Regions from separate parts of the Mus musculus genome. Here region 1 is linked to region 2. The links are chromatin loops, found by intact Hi-C in ENCODE. Cell type or tissue: heart. All regions are shown on one strand. Links, peaks and the distances in the headings refer to the core of each region. The heading gives the core; the rest is flanking DNA. Region 1 holds the start of Tmed3 (transmembrane p24 trafficking protein 3). Region 2 overlaps Rasgrf1 (RAS protein-specific guanine nucleotide-releasing factor 1).

Region 1 (16,178 bases), core at 4,478-12,477, 270 kb after region 2:
GGTGACCCCATCCCTCCACTGGGGGGACCTTTCTATCTACTGGAGGTGGTCTCTTCAGGTCCCTCACTATTGGGCATTTTGGCTAAGGTCACCTGATGTGGAAACTTCTGGTTTCTTTGGAAAGGCAGTTATGTCAAAAGATGTTTCCCTGAAGCAGCCACAGGTAAAAGGGTGTTTTGCTAAAGCAGACACATGAAGGACTGTTTTGCTGAAAGGACATATGATGAAGGATTCTTTGCTAACAACATGCATGTATTGGTTTGCCTTACATTACAGTGCTGAGCTCCACTTGTCACTCCTGCTGAGTCTTCTTACTCAGCAGAGACTTGGCTGTTTCTGCTACATCATGCCACTGCTGCTGATTTGTGTTTGCTATCCCGATACTACTGACCTGGACTGCTGTTGTATTCGTGAAGTATTTGTGAGTGAATCGAGCTGCTGCTGCTGCTGATTCCTGTGAACTAAACTGCTGTTTTCCTGTCAACATAGATTGGATTTGCTCCAAAGAACAATTTCCAAATAGGTCCACTTCCCCTGTATTCTGATAATCTTTCTTTCTCACTATCTCTGGTGGGTGGCGGGCTAGAAGGGAGGTTAAAGCATTTACGAATCCATACTAAAAGTAGGATTTGATAAATCTAAGTCTACAGTCACCTTCATTGAGTCCTGGGAGCTTCTCACATCCTAGGTCTCTGGGACTCTCTAGAAGTTCCCCTCACCCCACCCCCACTGCTGCATATTTCCATTCATTCTCCTGACCCTCTGGGCTTCTCTCCTATTTGCCTCCATACCTGATACTGTCCACTTTCCCTAACCCCCTCCTATCTCCCACCTAGGTCCTTCCCTCCCTCCCTCCCTCTGCCTCCTGTGATTGTTCCTTCTTCTAAGTGGGGTTGAAGCATCCTCACTTGGACCAACCTTCTTGTTAAACTTCTGAGGGTCTACGGGGCATAGCATGGGTATTCTGTACTTTTTGGCTAATATTCATTCATCAGTGAGTACATACCATGCATGTCCTTTTGGGTCTGGCTTAACTCTCATAGGGTATTTTCTTAGTTCCATCCATTTGCCTGCAAAATTCATGATCTCCTCATTTTTAATAGCTAGATAGTATTCGATTGTGTAAATGAACCACATTTTCTGTATTCATTCTTTTGTTGAGGGACATCTAGGTTGCTTCCAGTCTCTGGCTACTATGAATAAGGCTGCTATGAACATAATGAAGCATGAGGCCACATATGTTTAACATAGAATTTCTCAGCTGAGTATTGAGCTGTACTGGGTGTTTCTGTTATAACAATAAATCAATGCCAAAGATCCACAGTGTGTTTCCTAGAACCTGTAGGAATGTCAGGGAGTGAGCAAAGGTCCATTGGAAGCATGGCAGCTGCAGGGCAGAGTTGACTCTGGTGAACTGTAAGGGTTTGTGGAGGCTTTAGAACTGTGATGGGTAATAGACATTATGTTTGAACTATTGGTGACTTATTTGGTGTTGATTAATCTTTTAGGTCCTTTAGATATGCTACTGATAAAGCTTTGTACTCAAATATGTGTTACCAACACAAAATGCTTGAGGAAAGCCATGCAATGGAGCCTCTTGCTTCTGTTCTTTGAGAAACAGTTGGATTTTGTCTAATGAGACAAGTTTGGACTTGTTTTGGTTGAATCCCAGTGGAGGGATAAGGACATCAACCTATCCACAAAACTTTTGGCCCAATATTTGTCCTGTTTAAAAGCAAGGCAAGGACAAAGATGGAGCAGAGAAGGAATGGCCAACAAATACCTGGCCAAACTTGAGACCTATCACATGGGTAAGCACCAATTCCTGAAACTAGTAATGATACTCTGTTATGCTTGTAGACAGGAGCCTAGCATAACTGTTCTCTGATAGGCACCACCCAGCAGCTAATTGAAACAGACGCAGACACCCACAGCCAAACATTAGATGAAAGTGGAACTCTTATGGAAGAGTTGGGGTAAGGATTGAAGGGCCTGAAGGGGATAGAAACTCCACAGGAAGACCAACAGTGTCAATTAACCTGGACCTTTGGGAGATCTCAGAGACAGAGCCACCAACCAAAGAGCACACACCACAAGGTGACTGGAGGGAGGCATCTAGGGCCCCCCTTCTCCCCCAGCCACCCATAGCACATATATAGCAGATGTGCTGCTTGGTCGTTGTGTGGGTCAAAAAAAAAAAAACTGGAGTGGAATTGGGGAGTTATCCCAAAACCTGTAGCCTGAGTGTAGAATCTGTTCCCCAACAGGGCTGCCTTGTCTGGCCTCAGTGGGAAAGAATGTTCCTAATCCTGCAGAGACTTAATAGGATGAGGGGGCTGATGTCCAGAGGAGGGACCACCCTCTCAGAGGAGGGGGTATGGGGGAGGGACTCTGTGAAGGGAGGACTTGGAGGGGCAGTGTTTGGGATGTAAGCAAGCAATCAAGCAAGCAAACAAATACATACGAGAAACTGTTTGTTCACTAGACTATATAATGTGAGATAGAGCCATAAAAGAGCCCACTTTGCCGTGAGGATCACCTCCATAAGTGCTCTATAAAATCTCTCTGTCCCATCTCTTCCTGACATTTTGAGCAAATGCACAGCTTTAGAGCTATTTTGGGTGATGAAAAAAAATAACAAGTACAGTCAAACTCCATTTCAAATGGATGTTTTACTCCCAGTGTTGGGGATTAAACCAAAAGCCTTGCACATGCGAGGCAACCACTTACCACAGAGATGAATTCCCAAGACTTCAAGCTGCATTTCAGTGAACAAGGTCAAACTCTATTGAACCAATGGGAAAAAATAGAAATGGTCTCACAGAGGAGCTGGGATCAAGAAAGGTAAGTAACCAAATTCATTCCTAAAAACATGTCATAGGGGCCACCTCCCCAAGAAGCACTGCTGACACTGTGGTATACGCTCTCATAACCTCAGGGCTCTTTATGTACTTTATGATTCATAGGCAAAAGCAACCAGTTGGCAGAACCTTTGATCCACACTCATATGTGTTAGGATCAGGGAACAGGGATCGGGAATACCTGCCCCTCTTGGTTCAGCAGTACAAGACAGGATAGTTTCTTCTAATAGAAAGGATGTTTAAGGGGCTGGAGAGATAGCTCAGAAGTTAAAAACACTTATTGCTCTTGTAAAGGACCCAGGTTCTGTTCTCAGTGCCCAATCCAAGGCCCTGTCACCAGGCACACGTATGGTACACATACATGCAGGGAAAACATTCATGCACAGAAAATAGAAATAAATATTTGAAAATATTTAAAAATGCTTTGCAACTCCAAAAAGAATTGTTCTGTAGAAGCTGATAAGTCCTAGGAAAGCAACATTGACACCAACATACCCTGCAATTTAGTTTGCAAACACTTTCTACTTTCTCCGTTTTTAAGAATTATTGCTTATAATTCCATGCTAACACTAAGTTATTGGTGAATTTTCTATCAATATCCATATAGTGGCTACATGGATTTATTTCTTTTTGTTGCTTTACCAGTTGACATTTAAAGAAAATGAATGCATAGTGGATCAGGTGTTCTGACTATATTTTCATAATATTTACTCTTGGTCGATGCTTCCTCCCCAAGTTTTCTTCTCTCTCCCTTGTCTCCCTGCCCACTATTCATGCTTAAACCCTTCCACCTCCAGGATTCCTCTTTCCACTTTTGAATCACATGAGTTCAACTAGAGAACATGGACCCACAGTCACCCTCCCTCAAAACCTCTTTCCCCTATCTCATGAACTCCTTTCTAGTTTCGTGATGTGGCGGGGTTTGAATAGGTATGGCCCTCATAGACTCATGTGTGTGAATGCTTGGCCCATGGGGAGTGGCACTATTAGGAGGTGTGGTATTGCTGGAGTAAGTGTGGCCTTATTGAGGACAAGTGTTACTGTGGGGGTGGGTCTTGAGGTTTTCTATATGCTCAGGCTACTCCCAATACAGCACACAGTCTCCTGATACTTGGATCAAGATATTAGAAAGCATGGCTCTTTTCATTTAATATAATGATTTTCAGATCCATCCATATTTCTTTCTCATCAGTTGCATCTATGGATAAATGCTGATTTTATTTCAGAATCCTAGCAGTATGCTGGAGAGTGCTCCTGCTATGTGGGGTAAGGATGAAATGGCACAGAGAGGTCATCTTACATAGCCTGTTTCGCCTTATTTTACTTTTAAACGTTTATAACTATGAGATCAGAAACAAACACAGAACTATAAAATATTAATGACTAATTCAACAAAAGTTCATAATGTGAATCCCTAAAGCATCCTTGGGTAAGTTTCTGGCTTCTTTCACTTAGTGACACCCCAATTCTGGCTTTTATTTTTCTAATGCCCACCCCTGTCTTTCTTTCCCTTGCCTTATCTTCTTGGTTGTAATTGAATGAAAATCTCAATTGTAATAGTATACTCTTATGTTGTAACCTCAACTTCAAAGGAAAGGAAAGGTTTTGTGTGTGTATGTGTGTGTGTGTGTATGGTGTGCAAATGTATGTGGTATATGCTCACATCATGTACATGTGTGCAAGCTTCTCTGTGTGAGTGAATGCCAGAAGAAAACATTAGTGTCTAGAACTGTCACTGCCCATCTTATTCCTTTGAGAAGGAGTCTTTGACTGACCCTGGAGATGAGGCGGCAGTCAGTAAACCCTATAGATCCTCCTATTTCTGCCCTGGACAGTGATGATGTTACAGGCATGCACATATCCATGCACAGCTATCTTTCTGTGGGTGCTGGGATCTGAAATCAGAACCTCACGCTTGCAAACAAGCATTAATACTCACTGAACTATTTCTCAAGCTCCAAAAAGAAAGATTTAAGTGTTTATCATGAACCATGAAGTTTGGTCCAGTTTTAAAGGATATTAATGGCAATCAGGAAATTATCTATTATTCTAAGGCCACCAAGAGTTTGAACCACGAACAGCTATTGAATTTTCTCATATGCCTTTTCTGCATCTGACACGCGCCTTTAATTCCAGCACTCGGGAGGCAGAGGCAGGCGGATTTCTGAGTTCTAGACCAGCCTGGTCTACGTAGTGAGTTCCAGGACAGCCAGGGCTATACAGAGAAACCCTGTTTTAAAAAAACAAAAAACAAACAAACAAACAAAAAGGATACTTTGTAGCCTAGAACTCAGAAATCTGCCTTCCTCTGCCTTCCCAGTGCTGGAATTAAAGATGTGCACCACCAAAAGAATTTCACACGTCACCTCAGGAATAGGGCAGACAGATGTGGTTTTTGTTTTCTTTCAGATATTCTTAATTTTAGGACTTCTCACATATGATGGAATATAAAAATTCAAAGGCACTTTAGAACTTGTCTAACATTACACTTAGCTCATGAATCATCTCTACAGCATCTTCAGAACATGGCTGTTCACCTGTCTCTGCTCTAGCATATGCAGGGGTAGAAACTGTGCTGCCCATTAACTCTCTTCCCGATAGATACTTCTTATGTTGAACTGAGATACACCTCAGTGTCATTCATGCTTAGCACCCAACTTTTCCACATGGAACACAGAGAACTAATGATCCCAAAGGATTTGTAGAGGCAGTGTGCTTGTTGGGGTTCATATAGCCTTCAGGACCGTGCAGATCTGGGTTCAGCTTCCGGCTTAGCTATTAATGAGACAGGTGAACTTGAGTATTGTAGAAGATTATTCAACAGTCACAAAATGCCTTCCATCCCCAAAGGCTCCCTCTTTACAACAACATCTCACCTTAGGGGTAAAATCTATTTCTCCTTCTTCTTATATCTAGATCAGCGTTGGACTCTATTGGCCAGTAAAATGTATAGAAAGTGATATTGAAAGAATTCAGAAACCTAGCTCTTAGAGAACATTGCTATCTGTGCCTGGGTCCTTTTGGGATATTTCTCTGAGTATGTCACATAATACTGAGTATGTCACATAATAGCCTAGCTTGTACCTGTTTGGCTGGTAGGAAGTCCAGCAATCCTCTGAGAGGGGCGTGAGGATTATAGGAAAGATGGAAAAGAAGACTCATAGACAAAGGTTAGAAATGAGGAGGGCTGTCCAGTCTTGAGTTTAATTCTCTTAGGCTTACAGTATGTCGGGAAACAAAGTCACAAGCCAGCAGAGACAATGGATGATGTACATTTGATATCTGTACCCATCCGGAAGCCTTCCTAATCCTGCTGTTCCTTCCTCCAAGATTAACAGAACATTTAGCCCCTTGCCGTGAAGTTCAAGTATATCCCCTCTTATTGTAGACCCTGGTCTGACTTGACTCTGCCTGACAGGCAGGCTTTCACAGAAGCAGGCAAGATGACTTCCCGCAGTAGCCTCCTAGTGGTGAGAGAATGCCTGGAAGAGAAAAAGGCATTAGAGCCAGTAACCTGTATCTGCCCTAGACATGCCAGTGGGGTTATCTTGCACAGCCCAGCACAGATGGACTCTAGATGAATGTAGCATCATGGGCAAATCCAGGGAAGACTGCCTGACGTTCAACTGTCCAAAACCATGGACTCACAAAACCATGGAGATTATAAATTGAGGCTGGCTCAAGCTGCTGACACACAGAAAAAGTGAACAATGACAAGAGCTACTGAATTAAACATCCCGGGCTCCTTATCAAATAGGAGCAAACTTATTTTTTTTAAAGACATGGCTACTAGTGAATATTAATTAATATAAACTATGTTGAGCTGGTTACTCAATTAATATAAATTATGTTGAGTTGAATAGTGAGATGACAGTGTGTCTGGTACATTGTTAGTGCCCGCACACTTTTAAAGCTTTCATTTCCTATTGGTTTTTAGCTTCCATGCTAAGTCCTGCTATTTATTTATTTTCCCTTGGGCATTCTCTGTTTGAGTCAGCTTCCTGGCAATGTCTATGCTGGCTTCCTCCTAATCACATTCCTTTGACTAGTGCCCCAAACGGAAAATAGCTCTCCTAAAACAATACAATAGGTACCACCTGATCACTGTCTGCTAAGGCAATAATTTATTTTTTTAAAACTCAGGCATTTTCTCTTGTCTTATATGTAGTTTGATGCTGATTCCAATTCTGCCTGCTCCAACTTAAAGAGCTGTGAAACCAGGCCTCTTCTTTTGAACCACTGCAGATTCCCCCTCCCTCCCCCACCCTCCCAACCCCCATCCCCACCACCTGGAACTTAAATGTAGCGCTTCATCTTTAACTTGTGGGAACTTCAGTTTTGTTTTGTTTTGTTTTGTTTTGTTTTTCTTCACTTGATTTTCCAGTTAGATGATTATAACTTTCACATCTTCAAATACTCTTCATTAAAAATGTTAAGAGTTGGAGGAGAGATGGCTCACTGGTTAAGAATACTTCTAGAGGACCCCAGTTTGGGTCCCAAAAGCCTTATCAAATGAGTGACAACTGCCTGCAATTCTAGCTCCAGGGGATCCAAAGCCTCTGGCCTCTTTGGAGACCTGCATTCATATATACATACTCATATACACACATGTGCATACACATAATTGAAAATAAGAAATATAAGTCAATGTTAAATAGGACAAGCAGGGAAGGAGCCCCAAGGCACACAGCTCAACACCTCTTTCACATCTAATCTAGCACAGAGATAGTACATTTTATTAATAATTATATTATGGGTGCTGCTTTCATGCACATTAGCTCCTTGATACAGGATCCAGTATGGCCAGTGGTAGTGTATGCCAATTTTATCTATGTGGTAGTATATATGAGTAGTGAAATTCTTTGTTAAAATTAAGATTCACCATATCTAATAATGTTCTACTGACAGTAAGTGTTTATGTATCAGCAAATATTATAACATGTAATGTCTCTTTGTTTATGGACTATGGTGAACATAAAATCATATATATCCTTCTTAGGGCAGTTGTCATGAATAAGACAATAAATCAACTTGTCTTTCAACACTTTTAGAAGTTAAAGGGGATGGCAGATTCTCTCTGAAAAAATTTTCAATGTGACCCGAATGCGAAAACATAATTGAAATCCTTTAGATGCTTTTATTTCCAGAAGGGAGTCTGTGTGCAAGAAAACCTGTTTTCCCCCAGTGTAGCCATGGGGTTTACTTTGTTGAACACTTCTTCACCTTAGGTAGGAGGGGGGAGTGGAGGATCCGTCGCCTCCCTTCCCTGCGGTTCCTTTCTAGTCCATCGAGTCCTCCTAACTACTGAATGTGTTCATTACGTCCGGGATTTCTCCGGAGACGTGGCAGACACTAAGTGACAGCAAGTCAGAAACAGACTAGAAGCCCAACGGTTTCCGAGTTGAAGGGACGCACTGAGAAGTACCCGAGTCCAAGAGCCGCATCAAATACAATAGCGCCTAAACTCAGTGATGCGCTTGCGCAGCGGGCGGAAAGGTTCCCCGCCCACCTCTCTGGTGTGCGGCTGCGCGCGGAGTGGCCGCCACCCGGAACCGCTGTGCTGAGCTCGCGCCACGTCTCTTCAGGGGGCCCCTCCCCTCTCCCTGCTGTCCCTGCTGTCGCTGCGCGGGAGCCTAGAGAGGACTAGGCCCGGAGCATCATGGTCCACGAGGCTCCGCACGCTTCATCCTTCCAGATGCTGCTACAGCTGCTGCTTCTGCTCCTGCTCCGGGCCGAGCCACTGCGGAGCGCTGAGCTCACCTTCGAGCTGCCGGACAACGCCAAGCAGTGCTTCCACGAAGAGGTGGAGCAGGGCGTGAAGTTCTCTCTGGATTACCAGGTGCGGCCCTAGCCGCGTCTCACTGGGGCTACTGGTGCGCCGCCATCCGGAGCGGCCAAGATTAGCCACCAAAGGCTGAGGGGGTCGGGGATAACAACCCCAGACCGGTTGACTTCTCCCTGAGAAGAAACGTTTGTATCTGCCAGAGCCCTCCCGAAGTGGGCCAGGGGCACTGGGGAGTTAGGCAGGCTACAGGTGAGCGCTCAGGATGGGGGGCCTGTTACCGCCCCCTGTCGCCCCCTGCAGAATTGACCAGAATGACCTCTCCCAGGTACCTCCAGGAACATCAGTATTAATTAGCTGGACACCCACTGGGTGGCAGTCTGACCCAACTGTCACTTTGGGCTGGGTGTCTTGCTGGTGCTGAAGTCAGCTGCATCCTTTACAGCTGGAGTTTGGGGTGACATAGTTGGAGTGATGAAGGGTTTTTTTTTTTTGAAAGGAGGGTTCAGTGCAGACTTCGAACCCTGCCAGTGTATACTTAAGGACAGTCACACACACTCCCTCCCCAGTGGTGTGGCTATGTGGCTTGCCTCTCTGCTTACCATATGGCTCAACAAAGTTAGGTCCTGCACTTTGGTCTCCATGGACAGATCTCATAGCTAACAGTTGCTTTGGTAAAGGCTCTATCCCCTAGGGTTAATGAGTAGGCATAGGGTCAGAGGGATGAATGACCACCATAAAGCAAGACCTCTAGAAATGAGGTGACACAGGCACCCCAGTTGTGTACAATGAGTAAGCCCTTCTATGGTAGACGCTCTGAAGGTTGCTTCTGCTGACAATTCCATGTATGGTGGAGTCACTGATGAGACTGCTCTCACATCTATGGACGACATACAGTGTGTGTGTGTGTGTGTGTGTGTGTGTGTGCCTGCCTCAGCACAGGCAGCCTAAGAATAAGAACAATATTCTTGGCTGGGCAGTGGTGGCGCAGGACTTTAATCCCAGCACTTGGGAGGCAGAGGCTGGTGGATCTCTGAGTTCGAGGTCAGCCTGGTTTACAGAGTTCCAGGACAGCCAGGACTATACAGGGAAACCCTGTCTCGAAGAAACAAAACAAAACAAAACAAAACAAACAAGAACAACAACAACAACCGCCCCCCCCACCCCAGCATTCTTGATGTGGCTAGTGAGGCTCCAGAAGCCGTTGAGGGTAGGCATGCCCCATCAGTGGGGGGAAATCTATAACCACCAAAGAGACAAGCCTCTGAGAATGTAAAGGGCTTTCTAGATTAGATTGCAGTGGGAAGAGCCACCCTAAGTGGGAGTACCATCATTCACCAGGCTGAATAAAAAGGAGGAAACCAGCTGAATGCTATCGTTCATTTCTCTGCTTCCTGACTCTGGATACCATGTGATTAGCCCCTACCCCTACCCCTGGAAGCCTTCATGTTCCAGATACCATGCCTTCTCCCTGATGAACTATGCCCTCAAATTTATTTGCAAGTCAAATAAATTTGAATTTATTTGCAAGTCAAATAAATTTGGATTTTTTTCCTTGAATTGCTTCTGTCAAATGTTTTGTAGTAATACTAAGAAAAACACCGAGTGCAGTGGTCACTGCCTCTTAACTGCGTAGGCTCAGCAGGATGGGAAGCTACATGGAGTCTGTGTTGGAAAATGGTGAGGGTTAAATTACAGAATGCTTAGCGGGGTCCCCGTTATGGTCAGCATTTCAAAGAATTGCTTGCCTCCCCATCACTGCACCCTTTTTGTGGTTGTCAGGTTATCACTGGAGGCCACTACGATGTGGACTGCTATGTGGAAGACCCCAGGGGCAACGTCATCTACAGGGAGACCAAGAAGCAGTATGACAGCTTCACGTACAAGACAGAGGCCAAGGGCGTCTACCGGTTTTGCTTCAGTAATGAGTTCTCCACCTTCTCTCATAAGACCGTCTACTTTGACTTCCAAGTGGGTGACGAGCCCCCCATTCTCCCAGACATGGGGAACAGGGTCACGGCTCTCACTCAGGTGAGTGTGCATGACCGTGACAGGACTAGGGGAACCCTCCCACTCTCATCATGTTTCTGCTTTTTTTGTCCTTGTCCTAGCTGATGAACCAGAATCACCCTCTAGCTGTAAAAGACTCCATACCACTTCTGGTCTCCTGTTTCTAGCCAGAGCCCTCTCATAGCTAACACTTTTCCTCTCCACCCTTCCAACTCTCTTTCTCGGGCGTGGCACGTCTTCCAAAATTCTGACATGTACCTGTCTGCTGTGTCATATGCTCAGATGGTGAAGAACAATGTCCTGCTTCAGGAGTGTGTTGGTGAGGGTCAGACCAGCTGCTGCCATAACAAACTCATATGTCAGGGCCTAGCACACTGGGTAGTGCACTGCTCTCAGGGTAGTTTGGAAAAGGTTGGATGGTGACTTGGGAATCCAGGCTCTCTCTCTCTCTCTCTCTCTCTCTCTCTCTCTCTGTGTGTGTGTGTGTGTGTGCTTGTTTTTAATTCTCACTTCCTCTTCATATTCTCTTTTTCTCCCTCCCTTCCCTTTCCACTTTCCCTTTCTTGTTATCTCCCTATCTCTCCCTCTTTCCCTTCCTTTCTATTCTTTCTCTTTTTCTTTTTTTCTGAACTTGGGACCTTGCTTAGCACATACTCTACTACAGAACTTTGTCCTGAGCCTCAAGGCTCTTTCTCGCCATCCTTCTCCTTTCCCTCGGGCTTCAGCGTTCTCTGTCCCTGGATACCAAAAGAGGCAGAAATGAGAAAGGCACAGCTGTCCCTTCAAAGCCTTGGCCTGTAGTAATACACATAGCATGTCCACTCATGTCCCTTTGGTGACCACTTGTGTAGTAAGTCAGCACAGGGCGGCTACTAAGTACAATCGCTGGACAACAAATCCCCACTGTGGAAGAGAAGTTGCAGCAATTATGGAGGATGGATAGTTTCCATTGACTTCCATGGCTCTCAAGATTGTTGACTAACCTCAGCCTCCATCTGGAGTTCTTCTTTCTGTTCTCCCTCCCTCCTACATATAGGCTGGGCTTCCCAAGGGCCAAGCCTCTGGTATCTATCTACCTCTATATTCTTGATACCTTGGTGTAGGAGGTGTGACACCAAATACTTGTCTTATGACTGATCACCATGGCCTGAGGAACCTGTAAGACAGGAATAACCATCTTATTTCTTGACCAAAGCCAGAATGTCTCAAATCTCTAAGGAGGCCAGTTTTTCCTCCTGTGTGCTCTCTGAGGAGACCATATGTCCTATTTCTCTGTGGCTCATGCCCAGTTTCCTACCATCTCTGGGAGGTTAGGGAATGGAGTTTCATTGCCCAGTACAATATCTAGTATGTCCATTTGGCTGTTTAGATAGAAGTTAGAAGATCCAGCTGAAGGGATCTTCAGTTCTGTTGGTCATTGATGAAACCATGGAAGTTTAAGGAATCCCTCTTGTACCAGTGGGAGAAAGTGAGAGAGAAAAAGGTTCATGCATTAGAGCAACAGAGAATGTCTTGCTTGGAGTTTCAGTTCCAGTGTGAGTCTGTTGTGGTGAGGAGGACAGGTGGCATTTGTAAATTTCCTCTTTCACCAGTCCATTTTACTCCGTATCGTATGGTTCTCTTTTTACCCAATGCCTGCTTTCCCACATCCCCTGAAGTAACTAACTGAAATGTTGTGGTAACAAGCTTTGTGGTAGACTAGTACCAATGGAGACCCCAGTGGATGGGGAGGTAGCATCCACTGAAGATAAGGGAGTGTTCTTCAGTGTGTGTCACTGTTGGTGACTTACTGCTTTGGGTAGGGTTTATGCCATGTGTCCTAATCATGGGCTGTGGTTGATATATGTCCCCCTAGCCCCAGGGGTTGGACTAGTGTTAAGCTAGGGCCAAGGGTTGGAGGAATTCCCACTCTGTGGATCCAGTGACCACTAAGTTTCCAAGTGTGCTGGGACAGAAATGAACTTAGAGAATGGATTTCTAACTTGGAGAACCAAAGGAGCCATTCCCTGGTGCTTAAAAACAAAGTACCTGTGGATTTATATACTTGAAAGCATGTGTGTTTGTACATGTATGTACATACACATATGCACGTACACAGCCTGTGACTGAACACACACCACACACGTATGTGTCTTTATCCACCTTTCCTTCTAATGATTTCCTTTGTTCTTGAGTTCTCTGACTTTAAACTACCCCAAGCCCACTCCCATCCAGCATAGGGGCTTTCTTAGTGGGGATCTTCTTCTGCCAGTGCGGTGTCAACTGTAGGGCTCTCTGGAAGTAGAATGTGAGGAGCAGCAATCCCATGTGAACATCTGTGTGTATGTGCATGATTGTATGTTCACACGTGTTGTGTTTATACATGAAACTGTAGACATCTGCTATACAGTAGAAGTCTGGCATAATCAAGTCTAGTTCACACAGCTTGTTAGTTAGTTGGGTACCTCAAGCCGTTCATCTAGCCTCTTTGAGCTCAATTTCTTTATCAGTAGGATAAGTAAGCTATGATCTGGTTGTCCTTGACTGGAGGTAGTGATCCAGTCTGTCAGGGCATCGAGAGGATTAAAGAAGATACACAGACTATGGCTTGCACACATAGGCTGATTCTGTTACTTATTAAACTTGTGTGATTGAATAAGTTGCTCTCTTTGAGCCCCCCCTCACCCCAGGTTATCTGTACAATTGTGAAACCACATAAAGTGCTTAACACAGACCCCTCAGAGGTGCCAGGAATTTGCAGTAAACCTTGGCTGCTGGATTATGCCCTGCCTGACTTAGGGTTAGCAACTGACTACTGTTTTCTTCCTGCCTAGATGGAATCTGCCTGTGTAACTATTCACGAGGCTCTGAAGACTGTGATCGACTCCCAGACACACTATCGACTGCGGGAGGCTCAGGACCGAGCCCGAGCTGAAGACCTTAATAGTCGAGTGTCCTACTGGTCTGTAGGCGAGACTATTGCCCTGTTTGTGGTCAGCTTCAGCCAGGTGCTACTGCTGAAAAGCTTCTTTACAGAAAAGCGACCTGTTAACAGAGCGGTCCACTCCTAGCCTCGAAGTCCCTCCCACAGTCCCTCACCCCTCCCGGGTCTCAGGTTCCTACAGGGCTGGTGGTGTGACACAGAGAAGAGGGAGAGCAGCAGGGAGACCAAAGGCGCACATATCTGATCTTTGCACTCCAACAACGGAAGCTCACAGAGCCCCGGTAATCTGATTGTATTGTGTGTGTAACATTGGCCAAAAGTGTTTACAGGTCAACCTAGGGTTTGGTCACTACGGGAGGCCAGTGATCTAGCATCCAATCTGTAGGAGAACTCCAAGTGCCTGGACCTCCAGGGCAGTTTAGGGTTCTGCCACTACTCCATGAGACATTGGTCATTAGGTGGTTGTGTCTTCTTCCATCTTGAGAAAGGGACCCTGAGTTCTTGCCTTCCCTTCGTGGACCTCTCTATTCCTGAGGAAAGCTGGTCTAATCTGGAAACAGTAGGGTCAGACATACAACCAGGACCCAAGTAGAGAGTGAGTGAGTGCCCTTGGTGATCTATGTCTCCTGGAGGCAGAACTGTGCTAATAAAAACCAAGACTGAGCATTCTGGAGTGATGTGTGCCTCTATTTTACTTAAAGGAGCTTCTAGCTTGATGTGGAGCATGGGTGTATATGTAAACAGTGTGAGAGAGAAAGTGGCTGGAGCTGTATGCAGTGTGGGGTAGAGATGTTGAGAGGAGCCAGGGAATCATGCCCCTTCCAAGGGAGTGACAACAGGAGGACCCCTTCCCATGCCATCCACTCAGCAGCCTGCGCATACATGCTTTCCTCTGTGGCAACAGGTAAGCCCTATGTGCATGACCCGCTCCCTCATTTCCTGTTAATCAGACGCCATCTCTCAATTTAGGTGACACCATTGTATTTGTCCCAAAGTCCTTCTGGTTAGGAAGGACTTAATGCACACTTAGGAAGTATGGTGGGTCTGGGAGGAAGACAGGGTGTCCATCTAAAGGAGAGCTAGCAAGGAATGTGGCAATCCAAGCTGACAGTATGAGAAAGAGGGCAGATCAGTCCTTTGAGAAGCTGGCTTGGAAACCTTACTTCCTTAGCTTTACAAAGGTAAGTTTGTTCTCTGTGTGCTTTTGGAGGTATTCTGTCCCTTATTTTGAATTGAAGTACTCTCTCTCTCTCTCTATATATATATATACATATATAAAGATTGTTTACTAAACTACAGGGCAGACTGAGAAACACTAAACTTTCATGTATCTGCTACCCAGATCGACAGCCAGTGTGGGTACCTCTGCCCTGATTGACAGAGCATACTCTTTTTGGTTCCGTTTTGGGGTAGTTCTTGCTACGTAGCTCAGGTTAGCCTCCAGCTCTCAGTCTTCCTGAGACCTGTTTTAACTGGTGTATACCACCACATCTCGCTTTAGTCTGTACTTATATGCTCCCTAGCTGCATGCCCCTTGCCAGGCTCAGCTTCCGTGGGAGCCACCAACGTGAACGTAGTGTCCTTCGGTCGCCGAGGAGTCTGAGGAGTCAAGGTGATTGCTGTAATACAACTTTTCATGTCAAATTTCATCAAGAGAGAATGTACTCTAGTTTTTAGAACAAAACAAAAAAAACAAAAGAGAGAATTGCTAGCACTCCCTGCTCTATTAATATAACGTTATTTAGTTATCAAGAATACAGACTAAGGGAGACACTGCCCCATTCGTTCAGTTTTGGATAATGTTTGCAGTGAAACTTACAGAGTTTTTTTTTTTTTTCATTGTCTGCCACATATTTTTGAGCATGTATATACTAACAAATTTAATAATTACCTAGTCCCAAAGACACAATTTTTAACCTGTCGAGTTAAACATTGTCAATGAAGCAGCATTTAAAATGAAAGACCATTAAATAGAGATATCTAATAGGATACTGCAAATAAGAATGTCAAACATAGAGGAGTTGTGGTGCATAGGAGAGATGAGTTGGAATGTGAGTTTAGGGAGGAAAAGGAAAGATTGAAAATCTGAGCACACGCTGGGTAATGGCTCTCAAGTCCCTCTGATACCTTTGGATGCATCCAACAGTCATAACCACTAACGAATTAACGCCTAAACGGTGTCTTTCAGGGCCCTGTATTCCTTATGAAAGGTTTTAGATACAAACTTTAAAATGTTGGGGGACCCTGTGGTTCCTCCAGCCTTCTTTGTGTATTCAAGAAAAAGAAAAGAAGGAACTCCCTCACTTCAAGCCTGGGCTCCCTGGGCGAGACCCCCACTTCACATGCAGAAGGAGGTGTTCCATGTTGCATCAGAGTAGGAAATCCTCAGTTGGTTTGGCCCTTTGGGGCTTGAATCTGGGTCTACCATGCATCATTGTGTCATCAAGGACAAGATGATAACGAGCTGCTTTCTCTAAACTGCCCTTACTGGTGATGTGGACGTGAGAGAGTGTTCTGACTGGACAGGGAGTTCAGCTGCATGCATCATTATTGAGGAGAATTCACTGTCTTCTAGCAAAATCTATTTGAGTAGAAACCTGGA
Region 2 (16,178 bases), core at 4,650-12,649:
GCCAGAAGGCCAAACAGCTGATACCCCCTGGACCAAGCAAGGCTCATGTCTGCAACTTTTATGGGACTGCCTGGGCATTCAGTTTAATTTAGAATTACACAATACGAAAATAGTCCCTGGTGTTTTACAATCGCTCTTTATCTGGAAGTTTCTTCCAACTTTTTTTTTTCCTTCTTCTTCAGTGCTGTAGATCAAACCCTACTTTAAAGCAGGATACAGAGGTAAGAAGGCACGGAGCTGGTGAGGGAAGCCCTTTAAGTGTAGTGGGTACCCTGCTCTTCCAGTGTCCTGTAGGCACAGGGCTCCTTTCCAAGTCCCCAAGACACAGGGAGGAAAGTAATGCACAGCTGTCCATCCTGCTGTCAGCTGCTCTAACACCCCACCCAGCTCTTCAGAGAGGATGGCCAGACAGAAACTCTGGGACCTGGCTCTTGCTTTTGAGGTGTGTGACACTGCTCTTTAGCTCCTGGAGCCCAAGCCAGGAGCTGGTGACAGCTCTGTAACCAGATCCCACCTCTTGCACTTCCAGTGCCCCAGTATCTTGGGTTGCTGACTTTCCAGGAGAAGCCAATGTTTCCTGATTAATGGTTAAAGAGCCAGGGGAACAACTCTACTGCGTGCAATAGACAAAGGCCAAAGCTCTATCTTTCTCTAGCACACGAATGCTGTCCTGGACCTCTGTAGGCTATCCTGACTAGCTGGACATGTAGGTGCTCACGTATCTCAGGACTTCGGAGCTATCTCTTCTGCCACATCTAACCTTCATAGATGGGAGTGCCAAGACGTTTTGTGTGTGTGTGTGTGTGTGTGTGTGTGTGTGTGTGTGTATACACCTGCACACATATTGAAACCCAGGGATCAGACTGTAATGTAGACAGACATTTTTTCCATTCACAGGTCTGGGGAGCGGAGAGTAGAGCTGACAGTCTTAAGGGTTTAAAACCATACTGCACGCAATGGTACCCATTGGCTGGATCTGGGTCAGCCTCCATGGACCTGGAGGGCTCTGGTCTTTTCTAGTAGAACAATTCAGCTGTGCTCTGACCGTCCAGACCCCTTACCAGGCCAAATATGAAGGAACAATGAGCTCTGAGGAACAAGTGAAGCTGCTCACCTGGATGATGTCACTGGTCCATGCTGCCTTCTCCTGCCTGGTTGAGGCTACCAGGATGACAGTGAAGGGTAGGGAGTCCTTTGGCTCCACCCCGATCTTAAACTCCAGGTGTTCTATCTCTGGTCCGGCTCCTTTGGCTTTTCCAGTGAAAAAAAATATGAAGTTAGCAGAGTGAGCGTGGGTGTCTGTGAGCTGGGTAAGATTCTCTGATCCCTGACTTGCGTACCAGTAGAGGGGCCGGTGGGACAGCAGGTCACTAGCTGCTCCTTTTAGAATAGTGTTTTACGATTTTGGCTGAGTGAGAGTCACCATTTCAAAGATGAAGAAGCTGAGGATCTGGCACACACAAGTAATTTATAGGTACACAGATTCTTGATTCAGATTCGGAACCACTAAGTAGTAAACCCTCTGCCCTCACTACAAGAATGGGTTCTGAGCCAGGGTTTAGCTAAGTCTACTAGCAGGGAAGCAGCTAGCCAGGGTCAGTCGGGGCCTCACGACCCAGCCCTTTGGCTAACACCTGGGACAAGTAACATTGACATCGGAAACTCCTCTGGACGGGGCTGAACATTCAGTTTGGTTTACAGCTCCTTGATGTGAAGGTAAATCCCTGGAATTTTATTACTGATCTCCAACTCTCTTTTTCTTTGCTCTTTTCAAATCCAGGGCATGACACAGGCTAGGCCCTGGAACTCTTGAGAGCTGTTTACTGGAAAGACCGAGCTCAAAATCTTCTTTCTAGGGGCCCACAATTGTGAGAACCACCTGGTCTGGGCTGTTCTCTCCATTTTCTTTTGCATCTGGGTCAGGGGCCATCCTATTTGCACATCTGCTTTTCTTGCACTCCAGCCTTGCTGAATGAGTGTGTGCACATGCAATCATGTATCCGTGTGAGTGTTCAAACCAATTAGCAGCTTGGGCACTGACCTTCGTCGTCCAGGTTTTCGGGTTCATCCAGTAAGGTGCAGTCAATGAGGGATATGACTCCATTCTGAAAAAGAGCAGCAGGCACCACCTTAGACCAGGGGTCCACGTGCAAGAGTAGGGGTCCCAGTAGATTAGGCTTGGAAGGGCCTCACCACCAACCAGCCACACGTCCACAGACAAGTGTGTGTGTCGCATTTGATGAGTGGGCATTTTGCTACGCAAGCAAAGGACATTAGCTCCCTTTACAGAACCCGCTGAGGTCAGTGAAATGATTTTCCTCAGGTAGACTACTCCTAAAGAAGGCTGAGGACAAGCTGTGGACAGAATCTGTCCGAGTTGGCTTCCTCTTGCCCCATCAGCATGTCTGAGAATTACTTCATAGCCCCAAATCTATAAAAACGTGAAATCCTCCATTCTTGGTCAATCCCTCCTATTACCAATGGTGAAACAGGTCAGGTTTATGGATTCATTATAGGTATTGCTAACTCAATTTTATAGATTAAGAAATGAAGTCAGAGAGGTTAAGTCTTTGTTCAAGTTACCCGGTCAGCTATTGGTGGGCTCCTGAGAAAAAGCCTCAGGGGCCTCCTCCCAGCCCCAGGCCAACAACTCATTTACTACTATCAGGAAGAAGCTCTAGTGGAGCCTCTCACTTTGACACAGTAGTGAGGAGAGGCTCTGGTGGCAGTCTTCCTACCCACAGGCTTTGACACTCCCCTTTTGAAAGTGGAAGAATGAGCTGGAGAGATGGCTCAGTGGTTAAGAGCATTGACTGCTGAGTTCAATTCCCAGCAACCACATGGTGGCTCACAACCATCTGTAATGGGATCTAATGTCCTCTTCTGGTGTGTCTGAAGACAGCTACAGTGTACTCACATACATGAAATAAATTTTGAAAGAAAGGAAGAAAGAAAGAAAGAAAGAAAGAAAGAAAGGAAGGAAGGAAGGAAGGAAGGAAGGAAGGAAGAAAGAAAGAAAGAAAGAAAGAAAGAAAGAAAGAAAGAAAGAGAGAGAGAGAGAGAGAGAGAGAAGATGGAAGAATAATTCCTTTCCTCTTAGGTGTGGACTGGGCTGTGACCAGTATTGAATGAAAAGAGCCAAATGACAGCTAAGGTGTGCAGCTCAGGGAAGTGCGGCTCTGGGAACTGCAGCGTCACGCCTGCTCTCTCCTCTCTCTTGGATCACCTATCCCAGGGGAAGTGGGTGTTACACTGTGGGGAGAGGTGAGGAGTTGAGGCCTCCAGTCAGCAGTTCTGTGAATGAACCATCTTGGTTGGGTAAGCTTTTGGAGCACTGTGGCCTGGCAAACGTTGCTATTGCAAACTAGAGCCCTGAGCCAAGACTACTTCTAAGCCTCTTCTGACCTCCTGACCCATAATTGCGGGACAGTGTTTATTTTCTAAGAACTGATGTTAACATAGACCCAGCCACGTGACTGATCTATACATGAAATACTGGGCAGGCTGCCCACCTTTTTTTGTTGTTGTTAGAAAACTCAGAATTTATTTTTAACCACTTGCTTGGATCATTATAGTCTCATGTTATATATAGGTTGCTGCTTGTGAGGACAGCATCCAAGGGGATTCCCAGGCAACCCTGGGGTCTGCTTCTTGCTTCCTTCTTTGATGGCCTTGTGAAGTTTCCAGGACTTTTGAACAATAACCTTGCCCTATGATTTCATGGGGCTTGACAATCCTGGAAGCCCCCTGTTAGCTTTCTGTCTAAACTCCACCCCACAGTTACCTGGCAACAGCCAAGCTGGCATTCTCTTATTGGCTTTTTCTTTTTCTTTCTTTATCTCATCTGTGAACTGGGAAAGTGATAGTGTCTGCCTCAGAGGGGCTCTAGAAATTAAATATGATAAAACCTTGGGATAGGGACTAGCCATGGTAATCATTATATTGGAGGCCTTATTGTCTGTTATATGACAGGTTCATTATCATAGAATTTATAGTGACTGTTAAACTTACTGAGAATTTTTTTGTACCAGGCACCTGATACTCCCTTAGCATTCCTGGGAAATATTTTTTTTTAAGATTTATTTATTTTATTTATATGAGTACACTGTAGCTATCTTCAGGAACACCTGAAGAGGGCACTGGATCCCATTACAGATAGTTGTGAGCCACCATGTAGTTGCTAGGAATTGAACTCAGGACCTCTAGTAGGGTAGTCAGTGTTCTTAATCACTGTGCTATCTCTCCGACTCTATCTGGGGAATATCTTTATATTCATTATGCAGATGAGGAAACAGGCTTAGTGAGGTCACATGATTTGTTTGAGGTTTGCCTGGTACACAGCATGGTCAGCGCTCTGATCATGTGTTCTTTGCTAGAAGGCTACCCTTTAAATTTTTAAAATTCCAATTTGTGTGTATTTGTGAGTGAGTCTGTGCACATGTGCGTGCATGTGTGTGTGTAGCATGTGCACGGGTACCCAGGGAGGCCAGAAGAGGAAGTCAGATGCCTTGGAGCTGGAGTTATGGGCAGCCATGAGTTATCTAATGTGACTGCCGTAAGCCAAAGGTGTCATCTGGAGAGCAGCCAGTGCTCTTCACTGCTGAGCCATCTCTCCAGCTCCCAGGCTAACCTTTCAGAACTCCAAAACAAATAATAATAAAAAAGTAACCAACATAAAAACAGGAACTTCCTGTCTCAGATCAAGGATCGGCCTCTGAGTCTCTGCTGCGGCCTGCCTGTGCTTACTCTAATGCTGAAGGACGGGGGACCCAACCCTCCCAGCCTGGACAGAGATATCTGGAGTACGACCTGGAGCTAGCAATGAATGAAAGCCTCCCTTGACACGCAGTTTGGTTGGAATTTGAGTGTATAATATTTGTAAATTAATTTCTCCTTGTGCAGCCAACCAGCTAATCTACTGACATGTTAATATAAGTGGTGTAGTCTCCAAAGCCCGTGTTTGATCTAATACCTCAATGGGAGGTTACAGACCAGGCATCCCTGAAGAAAGGTTTCCCTGATGCTCTCACTAAATTAAGGGCACCTTCTGGCCCTTTTTCAGGATGCAACATGCTCACTTTTGGAATCCCATCTGCTTCTCCAGGATGGACATAGTATGGGAAGAGATGGCAGCATAGAGCGACAAGGTCTCATAATCAGCACAGCAAATCCATAGGCACGGTCAGCTATCTCATGCATTGTTTCTGTGGGGACTCTGAACTTTGTTTGCCTGATGAAATGTACACAAGACAAGGACATTTCCAAGATCACATGGGTGACAGAGATGGGGCCAGCTAGGGTTCAGAGCAATGAGACCATTAATGAGCTATGTTGGGGAGCAGTAGTTTGAACCCCAGGCTTTACCACAGAGCTGCATTTGAGCAGGTCTTAAAGGATGTGGCCAAAGGGTCTTATGCTTTGCTCAAAGAATGTCTTGAAGGGTCTGTCGAAGAAGAGGTAAGATTGTGTAGTTGAATACATAGCAGGAGCAAAGGTCCTGGGGTCTGCCTACTGGGACAAGCCAGGCCATTGATCTTGTGCTCCAAGAGGGGAGACCTGGTAACAACAATTCAGCAGCTTCCTAGGGTCACCTGACCCGAGGAGGGCTTCCTGTGATAGAGAAGTGGGTGTCTGGGAAAGTTAGGAGGGTTTTGTCTGAGAAACTTTGCCTAAAGATGACAAAGATTCCGTGTTGCTCTAATCCTTGGCTGAAGGGAATCCTCTACTCTCCCCAATACCTCTATCCATATCAAACACACACACACACACACACACACACACACACACACACACACACACACACCTGAATAACCATATGCTCATACTTGTGCCTTGAAGGGTTGGTTAGAACTCCTGATGAGCTGTGGGAGTCTCTGGGGCCTGACACCACCTTTCCAGATCCATGATTTTTTCAGGGGAAGTTATCAGGGGGTGCTCTACCCATTTCCACCTTCAGCTTCCCTAGGGTGTATCTATGTGTGTCCAGGCTCCTCTCCCACAGCCTTACCTTGGTTAGGTGCAGTTTCCCACCAGAGCCTCTGGTGCAGATAATGAGATGCTTGGAGAATAGGAAACACTGGCGCTCACCCTCTTTCTTAGTGGACAGAGACCCCAGGCGGCCCCTAGAGGACTTGCTCTTTTCAGACAAGGACATCTGCATGAGGGAACCTGTAAGAACAGGGGATAGTGGTGAGGAGGGTCTGAGCCTAGCCTCAGATGGTACAGATGGCACTACCCTATGGCCCAGCCTTGGAGGTGGAGGTACAGTCACACGTGGTTGTGGAACAAGGTAGTCCAAATCTCCTGGTTGCTCTTTCCCGCTCAGCCTCAGAGCCAGGGGACTGGGAAAATGAGAGCTCTGTACAGGGTCTCACAACCTCCCAGCCAGGGTCCAGGGTCATGGCAAGCAAAGGGACCCCTGAAAGAAATGGAGAGCCGGGCTGAGGTCCGGAAATGGCCCTGAGTAATGAGGCTGAAGAAATGGGGGCTGGAGGCAGGTTCTGGTGTCTTAGCATGATGGACTGCATAGCTGTGGCCACAGCAGACATCACCAATTGATTTCGGCACTTAGCTTCAGAGCCCAGACTGAGCATGTGATGATCCTAGGTGTAATACGGTAGAAAGCCACTGTTGGATAGAGTAGCTCTCTGTCTCTACTCTGGGTGTCCCACGTAACACCTGCTCTCTAGGTTCCTCTCCTGTTGTCCTCACTGTCCTCAGGGACCCTCGGCACAGTTTGCATTGGGCTCACCTCCCAGCCTCTCTCCTCTCTGTCTTCATCTCTCTGTCCCATAACCAATGTCATTCCAGACCACACTGCCCAGCCTCTCTAGGAAAGCCTCTCTCCCCTGACGTCCCCGCCCCTCTCTATGTCTGCTGCAACTGAGATGTTCATTTGTGACAGGTCTTCTTCTGCAAGGTGAGACTGGTTCTATTCTCTGGGGGCCTTGGAAGCCCATGGGGACTCGGTGTACAGAGGGCAAGGGTCAGTGTTGGCTGTGAGGCTGAACAGTGGGAAGGGCTGAGAGGGGCTCCAGGTCCTGCTCCAGTACAGAGGAGGAAGTGCTTTTTCGGGGTGATATGGCAGCTTCCAGGTCTTTGAGGGGACTGTCCACTCCAGGAGGGGCTTTTTCCCCAAGGCTTCAGAGAAGTAGAAAGAGGCTTCTTGGGAATACTTCTGGTATAGATCATGTCTTGTGCAACTCAGGGAGACGTGAAGACTGGGAACTGCCCCTGGGCTTCCTGTGTCCCAGGTAGACCCTCCTGGGGTCAAATGCAGCCACCATCCATGGAACATAATGTCTATCAGATCTTCCCCAGGGGCCCAGATTCTGATGTACCAATCAGTATAAGCCTCTCACAGAGCTATTTACTAGCTAGCGAACTCCAGACCTGGATGGAGGAGATGCTGGAAGATGATTTGGGGGCAGACATCCATCTGGGACAAAGGAGCAAATGCTGAGTCTAACATAAAACATGGCAGCCGCATAAGGTGACCTTCAAATGCATCACAGCTTTGATGTCTCTAAGCCATCAGGAGCTCAACAGGGCCAAGCCACCCAGACCCATTCTCAGGGTGAGCAGGAGCCAGAAGTGGTTAAGACCCATTTCAATGAGAACCCCTGAGTGCAGGGATCCCTCCCAATACCTCTGATAAATTCTATTCTCAGGGCCAGTGGCTATCTGTCCCCATTCTGTCTCCTACTTTCTCCATGGAAGGACAGGTCAGAGCTTACAACAAAAAGTCCATGGCTAACCTCGGTAGTAGACTCACATTTGGCATGACAGAAGACCAGTGGTATCTGCATGTGTGTGTGTGCATAAGTGTTGCTTCCATGTCAAACTTTTGCATCCCAGCAGTCTAGAACATTCCACAGTCACAGTTGCAGGTCAGTCTACTGATGATGTCCCTGAGTGCCACCCTCCTCTCAGGGACCCCTCAGTGGGGGTGCAGAGCAGCCACCCTACCTTGGCGCACGAAGGTCTGGCTGGTGTCCAGGAGGATCTCACAGCCCTCCGTGATCATACGCTCAATGGCCAGGTTTTTGCGGATGTTCTCGGTTTCACTGACTTCGTCATGCATGATCCTGGGGAGACAGGAAGTAAGAGATATGCTGGTCCACTTTCAGGAGGGGGATGCTCTCTCTCTAGGCAGACCTAAGAAGAGAAGCTAGGGCATGGGGCCCTGGTTAAGAAAGGGAAGGGTATTCGTATCTACTGAGTGCCAACTGTACGCTGGACACTGGCCAGGCTCCATCTGGTTTAATCCCCTGGCAGTACAAGTTGCCAGGTGTTTATTTTAGGAAAAATGAAAGGGAAATTGGCACGTTTCAGTGTTGAGCATTGTAGGATAGAGAACAGATCCAGTCCAGGAGGGAGATGTGAGCCCAGGATACCATTTCTTCTTGTAACCCACGTCTTACTATACACTATTTTCATCCACAAGCAGAGTTCCCCCCGTACTCTTTCCTCAGGCTGTCCCCTCCTGTACTCTTTCCTCAGGCTGTCCCCTCCTGTACTCTTTCCTCAGGCTGTCCCCTCCTGTACTCTTTCCTCAGGCTATCCCCTCCTGTACTCTTTCCTCAGGCTGTCCCCTCCTTGCTGGGAATCGAACTCAAGGTCTTGAGAATGATGCTCTACCACGGAGCTATGTACCAGATCTTTCTGCCATGTCTTTAAACAGCTGTGATTTTAATGTTGCATGGGCCCTGGAATATTATGAGATTTGTGAGTGCCTGCCAATTATGCTGGCTCAGAGAGAAAGACTGGCTTTTTATCTACTTGTCTTCTGGGAGGAAAACAAGCTGTTCGTTTTTTTTTTTTTTTTTTTTTTTTTTTTTTTTTTTTTTCTGTCTTCTGCAACTCTAGTACTGTCCAGGAGATGGTGCCATTTAATTACGTTGAAAAAAGTAACACGTGAGAAAAAAAAAGGGGGACTCTGGCAATTTTGTTCTGGTGGGTTCCCAGGCTTTTTAGGAAAGCAGAGAAGTACTGGGAAGCCGGGTGTGGTGGCACACGCCTTTAATCCCAGCACTCGGGAGGCAGAGGCAGGTGGATTTCTGAGTTCGAGGCCAGCCTGGTCTACAAAGTGAGTTCCAGGACAGCCAGGGCTATGCAGAGAAACCCTGTCTCGAAAAACCAAAAAAAAAAAAAAAAAAAAAGAAGTACTGGGAAATCCCTACCTACTTCAAGAAGAGCACATCTCATGGTTTTCTACCTATTTCTGAAGTACTACAGGCAGTGTCACCAAGAGGGCTGGTGACCACATGTGGTTTAATCTAAGGGTGCTTTGTGTGGGCTATAAAATGAGCAAAACCTCAAGCCTCAGCCAGAGGGCCCTCAGTTGTCCACGTGTGGAACGCTGGGGAGCAGGTGGGGCTCAGCATTTCAGTTTACTGTTTATTTGTTTGTTTGTTTGTCTTGCTTTTTTTCTGGTTTAGCACTCCCATTTTAATTTAAACTCTCTGGGACATCTAGACTGGCTCCCTTCTCTCTAGCAGCCTCAGTTTCTCCTTCTCCTCCACAGAAATGTTTTTCTGAGACACCCAGTTCCTAAAGATGGGGTTCCGTTTGAGAAATGCCAGTGGCAGAGAGAACATTTCTCACGGTGAAGGTGAAGTTGTGCTTGGGCATGTTGGACTCTGAAAGGTCCAAAGGGGGAACTCCACAGTGGTGGAGACATGACAAGGGCAGCCTACCGGGTAAGTTCGGCTTCTGAGGCAGACTGGTGCTAGGGACCTATGTGCAGACATAGCTGCTAAGCTCTTTGAGGGACCGCAGGCCCCAGAAGTGATGCTTATCACTGTGTTATCAGTGGTGCTACAGTGGTGGTTGAGGATAAAATGGCAAGACAAACAAACATCTGGTTCTTACGGAGAGCAGCTGGAGGTGTGGGAGGAGGTACAGCTCTGAGGACAGCTAGTGACTGGGTTGGAGAGGGAGGTGTGACTCCTAGTCTAGCCAGGGCTTGGCTATCTGATGGTTTCTTATCTTGCTAGGTTACTTCCCTTAGCACCCTATGGAGGCGGGTGGGGGGAGGTGAGAGGGTGAGAGAACGCTCCAGTGTGCCATTAAGGTTGGGCTTAGGAGAAGGTGCAGGTACTGGGTGGAAGGAAGAGTAGGATGCATATCTTGGCCTCTCAGGCCATCTGCACCTCAGGCATCTATCTCTCAGCAATGAGGAACCTTAAAGGACATCCTAGGCATTTCCTCTGGGGAGGGAGGGAGGAGCATGTAGGATTTGGACCTGCAGAGGGTTCTTTCTTTTTCCTGCCACAGGCTCTACAGATCTGCAGTCACACACCCCATATGCTTCCCCGGTCCTCCCTCCTGACTCAGTAACTCTGCAGGTTCTCAGAAGGATCAGGCTAGGCAGCTTGTCTCCTGCCGGGCTCAGCCTGCTCCTCTGCTTAGCTTGGAGCTGAGCCCTGCCTGATATCCTTTGCTGGCTCCAGGAAGTTGAGCCTCCCTCATCCTTATTCCTAATCGGCTATGTCTGACCACAGGGCTCAACCTCATGTTGTGACCTCCATCGAGGTTCAGTCCTAGGCTCTGATGTCTTCCTGACTGAAGTCACTCCTGTGGCAATATAGCATGGTGGTTGTCACCAAACTGATGACACCTCTTGATTCCAGACTCTAGAACCCTCCTTTCTGGTCTCCTCCACTCGGGTATCTAAAGGCATCCTGTCTAGAATCATTAGTCTTTTCTCGTTCTCCCATCCAGTCCATTGGGAAATCCTGCTAGCTCTGCTTACAGCCAGGGCAGGAGGGACAGACATTGATGGCAGATGACAGAGGGAAGGGCTCTTCCTCTGAGCTCCATTCCCAATCTAGGCCACTCCCCCCCACACTCCCAGCACCTTAGTGGGGGTGTGTGTGACAGGGCTCCCCTGACTGCTTCTGTTCTTGTGGAGGAAGGCCCACTCTGGACTGCAGGACAGAGAGACGGCCAGGTGAGGAACTCTAGACTGGAGGACCAGAGTGTCCTTAATGGTCACAGCTTTTCCACCTGTCACCTCCTGTTGCTATGGCAACTCCAGCTAGTCACTTGGGAATTCCGTCCATGGGGGGCTCTTACCACCACAATGTTTTTTTTGTTTGTTTGTTTGTTTTTGCTTGTTTTTTTTCAGATAAGGCCCATTAGATTCCAGGGTAGCCTTGAAATGTAAACTTTGGATTCCCCTGTCTCTATTTCGTAAGTGCTGGGGTGTAACAGGGGCCACCATAGCTGGTTTTATGTAGTATTGGATACTGATCACAAAGCTTCGTGCATGTTGGGCAAGCACTCCATCAACCTAGCTACATTCCTGCCTTGTTTTTGTTTAAAACTTTTTTTTTTTTTTTAAATATGGTTTTAAGTAGCTTACTTGGGCTGTCTTCCGACTTAAGAGTAGAGGCTGGCTTTGAACTTCTGACCTTCCTGCATTCATCTTCTGAGTACTAGGATTTTTTAGGTGTCTAACACTAAACCTGGCTTACTACTACAGGATTGGACAAGCTGACACTGAACAAAAGGGGAAGTAGGTGTTGAAAGTTCCTGGAAGCTCCTCTCCTAGGTCGTGGGTCTACTTTAACGGCAGGGTTCTGCAGGTCCTATCAGTGCCAGCGACCACACCCAGCTGCTTCATCTAGGCCTGTGTGTAAGCTGTAACCTGCGCAGGCCAGTCAGGGGACCCAGCCTTGAAAGGAGGCAGGCTGTGATTTTCCTGAGGCAATTCTCAGCCCTGCCCTGCCCACCCTTTGCACCGTGGCTGGGCACTCACCTGGACAGTTCCTCTAGTTTGGATTTGGCATAGTCCAGGCTGTTGCGCTCCACATGCTCATGAGGTGTGTGGGCCAGCAGCTCATGGAGTGTCAGGATGTACCTGGGGATCTGTGAGTGGCGAGGGACATGGTAGGACGGGGCCAGGAAGACGAGGAGCAGGTGGAGAGACAGAAAGGGACAGGGAGCGAGGAGGGACAGGGCAAGAAGGGAGAGACGGTGATGGTCGACAAGAGATGCACAGGAATGAAGGAGAGGGACAGAAAGCAAGAGAGTCAAGAATGGATCTTTGAACTCAAGAGACTGAGGAGGAAAGCAGGCTACATCTCTGATGTGCCTGGAGAGCCAGGACAATGGGGACCCATGCATGACTGTCTCCAGGAACTGCCCCTTCACCTTCCCCACTGCTGGAGGGGACAGGTGCATGGGGGCTCAGCTTGCTCTCCACCTGCCAGGATTTTGTGGGGAGGGACTGTGTCCTGCCAGCTGTGCCCTCAGTGCCCCCGCCCCAGCCCACTCCCTTGTAGGTCACCAGCAGTCACCTGGAACATTGGGTAGGTGAGGAAGGTCTCCAGTGTGCGCTCCTCGCAGTCTGGCTTGGCCTCGTACTGCTTGAGGAGCTTGTCAAAGTCCCGGTTTTGCTTGCAGTGAGCAAGGATCTGGAGGCTGTACTGGTGGTTGCGGACGAACTCCTGGTAGATGTTCAGCATGGGCAGCAGGATATCGAACAGGTCCGCTGCAAAGGAAGGTGGGGTCCACAGATCAAAGGCCGAGGTGGCCCCAGGCCTTGGGCCCATTGGCTCACCCAGAGAGGCTGTGTGCGAGGTTCAAATCCCACCTCAACAGAGAGATCCTACCTTGGGGGAGTGGGTTCGGGACTAAGGCTTACAGGTGTGGGCTATCTTGTGGTAGCTCTGACTGGAGAGGCTTAGAGAGATGGTAAGGAGTCCCATACCCTTATGGCTGTTGTTCCCAGGGGCCCTGCTCTGGGAACCATCTCCAGAAGACAGCCTTGGTGTAGGTCAGACCTTCTTATCTCATGGCTGATCCATGTGGAGTGTGGGCAGCAATTGCCTCCACTCAAAGTGTCTTTGTAAGAGGCTGGCTCTGTGTGTGTGTGTATGCACATGCGCATATATAAACACACGTGATGGTTTGTATATGCTTGGCCCTGGGAATGGCACTATTTGGAGGTGTGGCCTTGTTGGAGTAGATGTGTCACAGTAGGCATAGGCTTTAAGACCCTCTCCCAAGCTGCCTGGAAGTCAGTCTTCCACTAGCAGCCTTCAGATGAAGATGTAGAACTTTTAGTTCTGCTTGCCTGGATGCTGCCATGCTCCTGCTTGGATGGTAATGGACTGAACCTTTGAACCTGTAAGCCAGCCCCAGTTAAATACTACCCTTATAATGTTGCCTTGGTCATGGTGTCTCTTCACAGCAGTAAAACCTTAACTGAGACAGTGTGTGTGCGTGTTCATGTGTGTGGGCATGTATGTGGTGCCCACATACCTCTGTATGTTTGTGTGCGGAAGTCAGAGTTCAGTCTTTGGGGTCATTCTTCAGGAGCCATGGCCTTGCTTTCTGAGATAAGGTCTTTCCCTGGCACCTGGGCCTTGATGATTAGGCTAGTCTGGCCAGAAAGCCCCAGGGATCTACCGGTCTCTGCCTCTCCAGCACTGACTGGGAGAATATAAGTGTATGCCATTGTGTACATTTAAAAAAATGTTTATTTGTTTTTATTTCATGTATATACCTAGGAACAATTATGTCCTCATTTTTCACGCATGCTTTGCTTGTGTAAACATATGTGCATGCAGTATCCATAATGGCCAGAAGGGGCGTCAGAGCCAGCCGGAACTGCAGTTACAGACCATTGTTGACCTCCTGATGGGTGAAGGAGAACCAATCCTGAGTGCCCTGAGAGAGCAGCAGTGAATATGATCCCACTGGGCCCAGGTTGAGATCTTTTGTGGCTTCTGGGATTTCACTCAGGTCATTCATTATTCCCCTGAGACAAACTTTTTACTGACTGAGCTATCTCCCCAGCTCCATAGAGCAGGGTTTTTGACGCAAGAAATTTCTAAAGAGTGAAGGGGGCTGGAGAGCTACATCTGGCCTGGTTCTCACTATGACTCTGTAGCCTCAGGGTCTTCCCCTCTGTAGTGAAGGGAACACTGCAGTTCCTTTACCTACCAAAGTGGGAACCTGGCACAGGTGCCATTCAATGGAAGGCACAGGTGCGGCTCAGCCCTGGAACCCAACAGCACAGCTTTCTAGGCAATGCAAATGAAGCCGGAGCCTTTGTTCTAGTAATCCAACTTCTGGAAACTTATCCCATAAAAATGGTCCCTAAAGATTTGCAATGGCTTAGAACCATTAAGAAGAGCGAGCTGGTTGCCTGGTTTATGGTATGTATCCTTAGGGACACTGGCTCATTATACAGCCATCAAAAAACTCAGCATGAGAAAACTGGGCGTGGCAAAATGCTCCATTTACAAAGCTAAGCTAAGATGTGACATGTTGCCAGGTGTGGTGGTGTACAGCTTTAATTACAGCAGTTGGCGGGCAGAGGCAGGCCGATCTCTAACAGTTCAGGGTCAGCCTGGTCTCATAGCAAGTTCCAGATCAGCAAGGGCTACAATAGACACCCTATTGTAAACACCAGCAGCAGCAGCAGCAGCAGCAGCAGCAATGTATCAGCATAATGTAATAATCTGATGTGAGCAAATGAATGAAATGTCTGTACAAACAAGCTCCAGACTCTAACTCCCTCTGTTTTCAGTCATGTGAAATGGGAAAAGAAAACTCGAACACTCTCAGGATCTCTGTGTATAGGGAATTGTGGAAGGAACATGGCCATGACTGGGGTGGCTGTCTTTGAGGGACAGAGCGACAGGTGATATTTTAAGTGTTTTCTACTTTTCTGGAGTTTGAGATGTTCGCCGTGGGCATGTTTCTGGGTGGGCATGTTGCTGTTGAAGGGGAAGGTGGACAAGCAAATAGAAGGGTCTCATTTCTTTCCAGGAGCACATGACGGTTGTCCTTCTCCTCTCAGGGACCCTGGGGTCTACAGAGAGACTCACTGATGATCTAGAGGGACAGAGCTGTCTCCTGCCCTGGAAAGGAATATGTAGGACGCCATGGGGATGGCTACTCACCCAGCACCAGGGTGGGCCAGCTGGAGATACGGGCCTTCAGGCCTTGGTAGAAGATCTGATGCAGGAACATGATGGTCTCGCTGAAAGACAAAGCACAGGTGAGCTTCTGCCTGGCTTTCCTTCCTCCCTGGGGTGGACCCTGCTGAACATTTTAGTGCCATGCTAAATTGAGGCCCTTAATAGGGGCTCTAAACACCTAGGACTGAGTGGCATCACACAAGCCCCTCTGTGCAAGGGGTGTGAGCCCATGAAGATGGCAGAGAAGAGCTGCTGTGGCCAGCAGCCAGCTGTGTGCAGAAGAAGCCTTCTCTGCTGTCTCCCCCTACTTCATCTGCCTCAAGGTATTAGAGAGACGTGGAGAATACAGAACACCAGCCACTGACGGTGGGAAGAGATGGGGCCTGGGACCCATCTAGAATGATGCTCACATCTGACTTAAGGCTCTTTCCTAGCTGTGTATTCTCCAGCCAGGACACCTAACATCTCTGAAATTCATATCCTTCTATGTGAAATAAGCTGAGGTGAAGAACCTCTTGCAGTGCTGAGGCTGCTTGGATACCTGGTATATAGTAGGAGCCTAGCAGAGCCCAGATCCCCACTGTTCCTTTAATGCCTTCGTTCATTTTTTTACTCTCATGCCTTACCCACTCCTTTTCCTTCTTCCCCTTCCTCGTCTGCTGTGCACAGAACCTTTTAGACTTCCTGAGGGGCCTTTGCCCGTGGACCCCGCTCTACCCACCTGTGCTGATCATGGCTCCGTCACCTCTTCCCCCTGCTCAGGTGGTACTGATACAGCAAGACCCCCCTCAGAGCACAAACTGCTGTGAGAGAGAACACATCCGAGCAGGGAAGCCACTCCAGGCAGCCAGAAGACATGCACCAGACACTAGGACATCCACCAGTGAGGAAAGGAAGCTCTTTAGAGCCCAATACCGAACAAGCCAGTGTAGCAACAGCCTAGCAACGGGCCAGGGATATCACAGAAAGGATGGTAGAGACAGCTTGAAGACATTACATGGGGTGGCTATAGACCATACAGCAAAGCAAACAGGTTAATTAATCGAGTCACAAGATTTTTCCCCCCCTTACACTCAGTGTTTGTTAAAAGTTACATTTCCACTCTTCTGCAGTCTTGAACGTGCAGTATCATGATGTCTCTGCGTGTCTGTATGGTGTGTATTTCGTATAAGCACACTTGTGGGTACCAAAGACCATCTGCATGAGAGTGGAGACCAGAGGAGAATAGAAAGTGTCCTG

The links. Peaks named below come from ENCODE experiments on the same cell type or tissue, not always from the same donor. Only the 100,000 strongest peaks of a DNase experiment are listed, where the experiment ranks them.
Region 1: a loop joins it to region 2, with 3 times the contacts of the local background. A loop is called at or near these places in 12 of 42 quality-filtered maps.

Annotation. Positions count from the first base shown.
Region 1 is chr9:89,697,268-89,713,445 of GRCm38, reverse strand. It overlaps Tmed3 (transmembrane p24 trafficking protein 3), which reads left to right and starts at 8,403. Exons shown (of 3, transcript NM_025360.2): 1 at 8,403-8,700; 2 at 10,426-10,674; 3 at 13,467-14,243. The coding sequence starts at 8,521. The coding sequence ends at 13,703. In heart, for the core only: CTCF peaks have their summits at 6,325 and 8,994 (motif pointing right); a DNase peak (open chromatin) is centred at 8,425; H3K4me3 peaks cover 1,403 bases; H3K27ac peaks cover 1,254 bases.
Region 2 is chr9:89,966,674-89,982,851 of GRCm38, reverse strand. Rasgrf1 (RAS protein-specific guanine nucleotide-releasing factor 1) reads right to left here. Exons shown (of 27, transcript NM_011245.2): 6 at 14,922-15,001; 7 at 12,306-12,499; 8 at 11,765-11,874; 9 at 7,969-8,087; 10 at 6,008-6,168; 11 at 2,042-2,105; 12 at 1,115-1,251. Among named protein-coding and RNA genes, the nearest start is that of Rasgrf1, 65 kb to the right of the region's middle. In heart, for the core only: a CTCF peak has its summit at 8,881 (motif pointing right); DNase peaks (open chromatin) are centred at 8,101 and 8,681; H3K27me3 peaks cover 1,252 bases.